Regions from separate parts of the Homo sapiens genome. Here region 1 is linked to region 2. Evidence: chromatin loops called from intact Hi-C (ENCODE). Cell type or tissue: Caco-2. All regions are shown on one strand. Links, peaks and the distances in the headings refer to the core of each region. The heading gives the core; the rest is flanking DNA. Region 1 has its middle 81 kb from the start of SP3. Region 2 overlaps OLA1 (Obg like ATPase 1).

The links. Hi-C counts contacts between places; a loop is a spot of excess contacts. Peaks named below come from ENCODE experiments on the same cell type or tissue, not always from the same donor. Only the 100,000 strongest peaks of a DNase experiment are listed, where the experiment ranks them.
Region 1: it touches region 2 in a loop (4-fold over the local background); 5 of 110 quality-filtered maps call a loop at or near these places.

What each region holds. Positions count from the first base shown.
Region 1 is chr2:173,882,513-173,886,918 of GRCh38, reverse strand. No RefSeq gene overlaps it. Among named protein-coding and RNA genes, the nearest start is that of SP3, 81 kb to the left of the region's middle. In Caco-2, for the core only: a CTCF peak has its summit at 2,309 (motif pointing left); a DNase peak (open chromatin) is centred at 2,328.
Region 2 is chr2:174,074,233-174,078,635 of GRCh38, reverse strand. OLA1 (Obg like ATPase 1) reads left to right here. Exons shown (of 11, transcript NM_013341.5): 11 at 3,109-4,403. The coding sequence ends at 3,210. Among named protein-coding and RNA genes, the nearest start is that of LINC01960, 51 kb to the right of the region's middle. In Caco-2, for the core only: no CTCF peak of the experiment used is centred there; a DNase peak (open chromatin) is centred at 2,295.

The DNA.
Region 1 (4,406 bases), core at 232-4,231, 190 kb after region 2:
CAATAAAACCAGAGACTAAATTTCACCAGTTTTTCCATTAAAGTCTGTTCCAGCATCTAGTCGAGGGTCTCATGTCACCGCTAGTGGTCATGCCTCCTTAGTGGCCTCCATTTTATGACATTTCCTCAATCTTTGCCACCTTTCATGACCTTGACATTTCTAAAAAGCAGTGGCCAGTTATTTTGCAGAATGTCCTTCAAGTTGGGCTTGTCCACTCTTTTCTTATGATTAGCCTGAGGTTATGCATTTGTGGTAAGAATGTCTTAGGAATTATTACAGGCTTCTGAGGCCATCAAATTAGTTGTACACGATGTCGACATATCATATTACAGAGAACGTTAACCTTAAGTGATGTCTGCTGGGTTTCTCCAATGGAACGTTATTATACCCTTTGTCATTACTAAATACCTGGAATGAGATACTTTGAGACTATGCAACTATCTTATTTCTCCTCAAAATTTTCCCCACTAATTTTAGAGACCATTGGTGGACTTTCCTGCAAAATTTCTTACTATATTTTTCTATTAGTAATTTTCTATTTCCCTCATTTCTTCTACATTTGTTGGATTTTTTCTGTATCTTTTCTGTTTATTTGTTCACTTATTTGTTGAAAAAATAAAATTTATTGATATCATAAATATTTATTTTATTCAAGTATTATAATCCAATACTTATTTTGTTGCTCAAATGGTTCCAGGTTTTGCTTTGGGGAACTCTTTTATGCTCTCTGATATGCCTTCATCATTTTTTTGAGCTCTTGCCTACTTTCCAGCACCAACAGATATTACAGGCTCATTTTATATTTTCTCTACCCCAGCCATGGATTCATTCACTTCTCCAAGGAGTCCCAGTTCCTTTTATTGGAGAATGGTATTTAGAACCCAAGATCTGGGTGGTAGGTGTGCTCATCATTACTGGGATGTCATTGCATCTATGCCTGCTTAGCAGATAAGGCTAGCAAATATATGTATTTTCCCATGCATACATGCACACATACATATATCTGTATTTATTTCTGTATTATCTATCTGGATCTATATTGGGGAAAAAACCATGAGTTCACACTAGTACCTCCAATTCTAATCCCAGAATCTCAAGGTTCATTCTAGACTTTTCCCCTTTCCTGATTTTAATTTCTTTCTTTGACAGTGAGAAACCTGGCTTTCTTTACCTACAATATGTTTACCTATTTACTCAACCCTAGTACAAATATATAAAGCACTTTTCCAATTGTTAATCTATGCACCTGTGAGGAACTCCTCTACCTTGACTCTGCTTTGTCCTGTGAAAGCCTGTCTCTCATCAGGTTCTACCCATGTGATGGCCCAGCATCTCCAAGCTTACATTCTCCCCACCTTAAAGAAAGAGTGCTTCCTTTCTCTTTCCCAGGAGTTTCAGAAAAAGCTGTAAGGTGGGTTCTTATTGGACTGACTGGGTTCTGTGCTTATCTCTAATATATTAACTGTGGCCTGAGGAATGGAATAACCTGACTGGTTGGACCTGAGATACATGCCCAGCTCTGAGCCTCAGAGGTGGTGATTGGCCCACCCAACCCATAGAGAAGAGTGTAGGTGAGGAGTGGTTATCTAAAGAAAATAAGAATCCTTTTGTCAGAAGAAAGGAAAAAATTCTGTGCAGTGTAAACCCACACAGATCCACTGCATCCTCAAACGGGACAGTAGCACAGCAATGCTAATTGAGGGGGTAGCAACATTGCGGAGGCATCAGGAGCAGAGAGTCAGAGAAATGTAGGTAATACTGCATAGATGCAACTCCCACAAAAGAGCAATTTAAAAAGATGTATGGGCCAGGCGCGGTGGCTCACGCCTGTAATCCCAGCACTTTGGGAGGCTGAGGCGAGCAGATCATGAGGTCAGGAGGTCGAGACCAGCCTGGCCAATATGGTGAAACCCCATCTCTACTAAAAAAAAAAAAAATATGAAAATTAGCCAGGCATGGTGGCATGCACCTGTAAGTCCCAGCTACTTGGGAGGCTGAGGCAGGAGAATCACTTGAATCTGGGAGGCAGAGGTTACAGTGAGCAGAGATCGCGCCACTGCACTCCAGCCTGGGCGACAGCATGAGACTCCATCTCAAAAAAAAAAAACAAAAAAACGTTCAGTTGATATGAAAAGGAATCTTGCTCCAATTTAACAAGAATTACTGCCAGGGTTGTTAAGAGGAAATAGCTGCTTGAATAAGCTGATAACTGGAATGCTTTTCATCCAAATTTATGTTAAAACTCTATGACATGTCTTCTAGACTCTTTAGTTCCAACAGGTCACTTTGCCTAAGATTTGGGCAACTGCCACCTTGTGGCCAGGACTGCCCTGTGGATTAGGAGGGGCCAGCTTGGGCTTCTGGCTTTGTTGCCAGCGGATGTCCAAGATCACTTTTCTATTGCTAATAAAATGACTACAGCTTAAAGCTTCTATACAGTGGAATAACTTAGAAATCCAATCTGTTTTTTTCAAGATTTGAAGCCATAGAAAACTTTTAAGTAAGATATAGTAGAGGGTTTTGTTTTGTTTTTATATGTAGAGCTAATAAATGCTATTTAGTCTTGGACTGTGAACTTATTCTAAACCTTTCCTTCAGGCTAAACTTGTGGGATTTTACTTGCTCTGGTCTCCAGTCCTAAAAAGAAACCAGCTGTATCCTGTAGTTGGCCACCTGTCCTGAATTTGAGAGAGTCAGTTCCAAGGACAAGCCTGGGGTCTCTGTCAGCCTCATTCTAGGCAGGAGGAATGTTTTCCTTGGTGTGCCTGGTAACCTCACTGCTGACGATTGCTCCCTCTTTTACTGACATTTGTGTAATTAATACTTCATTTACATAGAAAGGAATTTCTCTAATTAAATGTTACATTTCATTAATCTAGAATTCTGGTGAAAATTATATTTTAACAAGACTTTGTGACTCCCAGCCTCTTTTAAAAATCGTCTGTATCTTTAATGGGGCTTGGCCCTTTTTTTCTTCTGAGATGTTAGAATGTATCTGTAATAGATGACAACAGTTTTTATGCAGCTACCCAGTGGTTTAATCACAATGCAAAAACAACACTGCTAATCTGAACAATCTACATGGATGACAACTCATTGAAATAACTATCAATTAACAACATAATTGTCAGTTATAAGTTGCCAACATTAAAATAAGCAATTGTTACTTCTATGAGGCTTTTGTGCTTTTTTTTCTCCCCCTCTGCAGGGTGTGGATATAGGGCAGGGGCCTGGGTTGAAAAGCTTAAACTGATGACCAAGTTACTTGTTGTTTTAATCACTGGATCCTCTTCCTTATAGTTTACTCTGAAGTGAAAATAGTGGTACTAGTCATAAAATTCCACTCCAGGCTTGGCAGGTCAACCTGGCCTTGGTTTTGAAATCTCTGTAGCATCAAATGTGATGCCAGGTCTCTATTCCCTTTAATCAGGGCCTGCTGTAGACAGAGCATGACATGTGAGTTCTCTCCTATTCTGTTCGATCAAGATCATGTCAAAGAAAACCCAGCCTCTGTGTGAAGGCAGAGTCCACTTTTGCTAGAGCAGCTGAAAAGAATTTAACCCAGTACTGTCAGGATAATGGCCTCAATGTCTCCTCTCTACACGATTTCAGCTGAGAGACCCCGCACCCCAAGCATCTGTGGGTGAGTGAGCAAAACGTGTAGCAGAAAAAGACTCAGGACTTGGTGGAGGAGGGCACTGTGAAAGTCAAAATTGCCACAACCACCTTTTGTGTTTCTCTCTCTCTCACTTGGTAGAAGACAGGTAGCCAGGTGGACCCAGGTTCCTGGTCATACAGGAACACCTTCAGGAGGAACTACCTCAAGGTAGGACTCCAGCTTGTGCTTGGGCACACAACACTTCAAGGTGCAAAATCATGCACCACAAGCCAACACCTGGAGCTAGCTGAAACAGGAATTATGACTGAACTACAACCGGCCCTTTTGCATTAAGCCAATCAATCTGCATCATCAGGTGGTACTTCTCCATCTGAAGACAGTTTGACTTGGAACTTGCAGCAAATAGCCACCTCCCGCTTTGTGGGGCATGGTGATGGAATGGAGAAAAAGTAGGCATTTGAACTAGATCCCTGGAATTAGAGTAGTGGTGCTGTGAGTTACTGTCAGAGCATGGCCAGGCTCTTTTCTTGGGTCTTTAATTTCTTACCTCTAAAATGATGACAATAAATCCATCTTGCAGTGTTGTTTAGAGGATTAAGTCAGCTGACACAGGTAAAGTGCTTCGGGCATTGTTGGTGTTTACAAGTGGCTGGTCATGATTAATTTAGAGAGACAGCAACAAAGACTCTTGTTTTTCTGAGATGGAGTCTTGCTCTGTCACCCAGGCAGGAGTGCAGTGGCACAATCTCAGCTCACTGCAACCTCTGCCTCCTGGGTTCAAGTGATT
Region 2 (4,403 bases), core at 404-4,403:
ATAGCTGAAGTATAATATATATGCTTATAATTACTTCAAGAATAGAGATAGAAAGTTAGTTAAATAAAAGCTGTTCTTTCTAAAACTTCATGGTTTTACTTGTTTGTTGTTTAAAGATACTTGGGGATTTGATTTGCTTTCTCAACACTAGAGGGCAGGTCCAAAATTGTGCTTTATTTTAGCTAATAAGGATAATTTGGTTTGCAGACACTAATAGTGAAGCAGTTTTATACATGAGTAGTAGATGACTTGTTAAATGTAAATTCTGTTGCAAAATTAATTTTGTTTGATTTATTAGATGTTACTTAGAGAAATCTAGCAATCTCTAATATAGACAGATTAGCTGGTTAAACTGACATTGTAGGAAGGTTCTTTAATTTAATTTAATATTTGAAGACTACTATAGTAAATGTTATAGAATTTAAAGAAGATTCTTGTGTTTACTATTTCATAAGTTGAAAGGAATACAAAAAAGTTTATTTCAGGTTTACTTTATTTTCACTGGTATCATTGGAAAGGTCATACCGAACAGCAGGACTTTAATAGAACTGTTGGAACACCAGGAAGAGGAGGGGGAAAATCTTGGTATAATTGGTTCAATGTTGAATGAGAACCATTTTGTTTTTTTGAAAGAGTGGAAGGAATAACAGTTTACAAGTAAACACAGTTGTTAATTTTTTGATGGTGGCATCTGTATAGATATAGGTAGGTGTGCAAAAATACTGAGATTGAACTTTGTCAGGAATACTAATTAGACGAACAAAAATCTCAGATTATTTGTCAACATGCTACATCATGTTGGCATATCTATTTTTCATAAGGAAGATAAAAATGAGGATGTTTTCTATTACTAGAATTCAGAGATCAGATGCTTCTTTTTTTATACTCTTAAAATGGTAAGCCTGTTTACCAATCCTTAGTAGATCTATGTTGTAATAAACTTGATAGATGAATTGTAAATATTTCCTTTAACAATTGAGAGAAACTTTATAATATCCAATAAAATAATATTTCCTGCTTGTAAGACTATTTACCACTAACTGGCAGCTTTTATACTATAAATTAGAAAAGGTTGACTCTGACATTTTCACCTAGGATACCATTAAATATTTTACGTTGTTTTAACCTCCAAAACTAATATTTCAAAATTTGAAGTCCAAGTAAAATGAAGCATTTAGGAATTGCTCTCTGCTCCTTTATTCAACAAATGTTTACTTGCAGATTATCAAGTAGGTTTTAGATTTGAGAGCAAAATTGTGTATATGTGTGTGTATGTATGTATGTATGTATGTATGTATGTATGTATGTATGTATATGTATTTCTAACACCAGTGCAGCATAACTAATTTAATGCCAGTGCTGTGAACTATATACTGAATAGCTCTGTGTGGGCTTTGTAGTCTACAGGGATATCACATTATTAGCAATCATATCTGCTTAGGCAAAGCTGGCTTCTACAGATGGCTGCTTTCAAGTGCAAATGAACTGGTTAGACGTGTCTTGTTTAATACATACTCAAGATTCACAAATGGGTATTGATTTTTTTTTTCAACCAGTGTTTCTGATAGCAGTGGAAATGGATTAAATGGTCTCTAGAGAATTTAAAGGAACACTGTCACTTTTAATTAATAGTAAACTTGAGTGGTAACAAAGTATATAAAGTTACATTAATATGTCATGTCAATATGTACTTGATTTATATTGTCTATATAGTTTTATAACAGTGGGCTATAGATTCTAGAAATAAGTAGCTTATGGCCTTCAATACATTGCATGTCTTTATAAAAACATGTGAAAATATGTATTTTTATATATATACACACACACATATGTGTCATATATATGAAATATATATAAATATAAATATATATGTATACACACACACACATATGCCTTTAATTGTAGGGTACGTTACGTTGGCTTTCTAGAAATAAGCTTTATATATTCTTCATATATTTATATTCTGTTAAAATCAGGACAGTTTTATATGTGGTCTAGATAATTGAAAATATGCTTACTAGGGCTCTGCAATCTGGTTTGTTGATTTTACCCTCAGATGTATGATCTTTATTAGTGTTTTTGTTACAGATTAGTATAATTTCACTTGGCTTTGAACATTCTTATCAATATCTTCAAAGAGAAGCACTAATCCTGTTGGGCAAAGGTTTCTTCTCAATACATTCTAACAGAAGGGAAAAACTTTTGAGAATTTCCCCCAAAAGATCCTCAAGTCCTTATTGTTGAGGAGTCGATGGTGGGGTCATGTGGGACCATGTCAGCTGTGTGCAGTGTTAAGTGTGGGTGCTGCAGAGCCTGTTTTACTTATGGTAAAGTAAAGTTCATGCCATGGACTAAACCTGGTTTTCTGGAACTGCTGCTTGCTTCTATTAAAATTACCAGCAGATTGCATGTCTGGATCTGCATACCAGCAGGTGGAATCAGTTGCTTTGCTGACTAATTTACAAGTGGAAGAAATATCTGTCTTTGCAACTGCAACCTGTTAGAGTCTCCTTGTAACTAGGGCCATTAGTCAGGAAACCGTATGATGAATTCTAGTACATACTTCTATGTATACACATTGTCAAGACTAAATTTTAAAAACTACAAGGAAGTAGTTCAGAATCTTACACAACAACTGATCATAATTTTCCTTATACCAACTATATTTTTGGCATCACCAGTGTCACCAAAGGATTTCTTTAAGCAAATAAAGCAGCTTTTAACTAGTTATATAGTCTTTTTCTTTCTGCCTGGTTTGATCTGTTTTGTTACAGTGACTTGCTGGATGTTTGCAGACACATCAGAAATGTACCATAAACAGCGTGTAATGAAACTTAATGATATTGGTATAATTACATTTATGTACCAACAATTTAGTGGAGAATACATTATGATTATGTATATATGGAAAATCTAGTTCTGCCCAAATCAAGAATACTTTGCTTCTCTCCAAGTCTAGTTTTGAACTTGTATGCCTTCCTATATTTCATTTTTTCTTTTTTTATATCACCCAAGTAGTATAATACTTTTTATATCTGCTGCCACCATTTACCCCATGTATTTAGTTGTAAACTAATAACCCATTTCCTCTATATTTTCTGTTTGCAGGCTGCTGGAAAGTACAGACAACAAGGCAGAAATTATATTGTTGAAGATGGAGATATTATCTTCTTCAAATTTAACACACCTCAACAACCGAAGAAGAAATAAAATTTAGTTATTGCTCAGATAAACATACAACTTCCAAAAGGCATCTGATTTTTAAAAAATTAAAATTTCTGAAAACCAATGCGACAAATAAAGTTGGGGAGATGGGAATCTTTGACAAACAAATTATTTTTATTTGTTTTAAAATTAAAATACTGTGTACCCCCCCCCCCCCATGAAATGCAGGTTCACTAAATGTGAACAGCTTTGCTTTTCACGTGATTAAGACCCTACTCCAAATTGTAGAAGCTTTTCAGGAACCATATTACTCTCATGATACTTCATTAATCTCCATCATGTATGCCAAGCCTGACACATTTGACAGTGAGGACAATGTGGCTTGCTCCTTTTTGAATCTACAGATAATGCATGTTTTACAGTACTCCAGATGTCTACACTCAATAAAACATTTGACAAAACCAGCCTTGGTGTGTTTGGGGATGTCTGTATTGACTGACTGTGGTGTGCTGAATGCGATACGGCACCTGGTGGTTGCTGATTACAGAATTTTAAGGCGTGTGTATGACACAGTAACTGGCAGTGTGGGGCAGCTGCAATTGTATCTTAAAAGTGAGTCTTTCATGGGAATCAGAAGAATAGTATACCAGGGATTTGTCTCAAAAAAGTTAATTAATTTATAGATCAACATTTATTGAAAGATGATAGCAATGATATTATGAGGGATATGAGATAGGTGACTGACCACAAAGAAGAAAATTCTGTCTCAAAAATTAAAGAATTTTGTTTGTTATTGTTGTTCTGACCATATTGAAAAGAGGTTCACTTTTAATCTTTCCTTTGAAATTATTAAATTGTAAAAACTGACCCATTGATGTCTGGTGGGTTATGTTTTGCTTCAATTCAGCAATGTGTATAAAAGTTCCTACACTGATTTTGAAATACTAAGATCAGACTTTGAAAATTTTAAAAATTCTTTCATTCTTACTTTTCAGATATTTGAGAGCAGTCGAAGTGGTAGTATGGGTAAGTTAAGCACTTCTTAACATTGTAGCAGAAAATTCCAAAAGAAAGACTAGAACAAATTGGTAATTTGGAGACCCTTTGCCACTTAGCCTTCTCTTGTGATGATGGCCTGAAAGCTCTCTCGGCCCTGAGCCTCCCTTTCTCTCCCATGTTTCCATTCCTGTGAGACCTCCCTTCCTTGTCCTTGTCCTCTGCCCTTTTGTGCTCTTCTG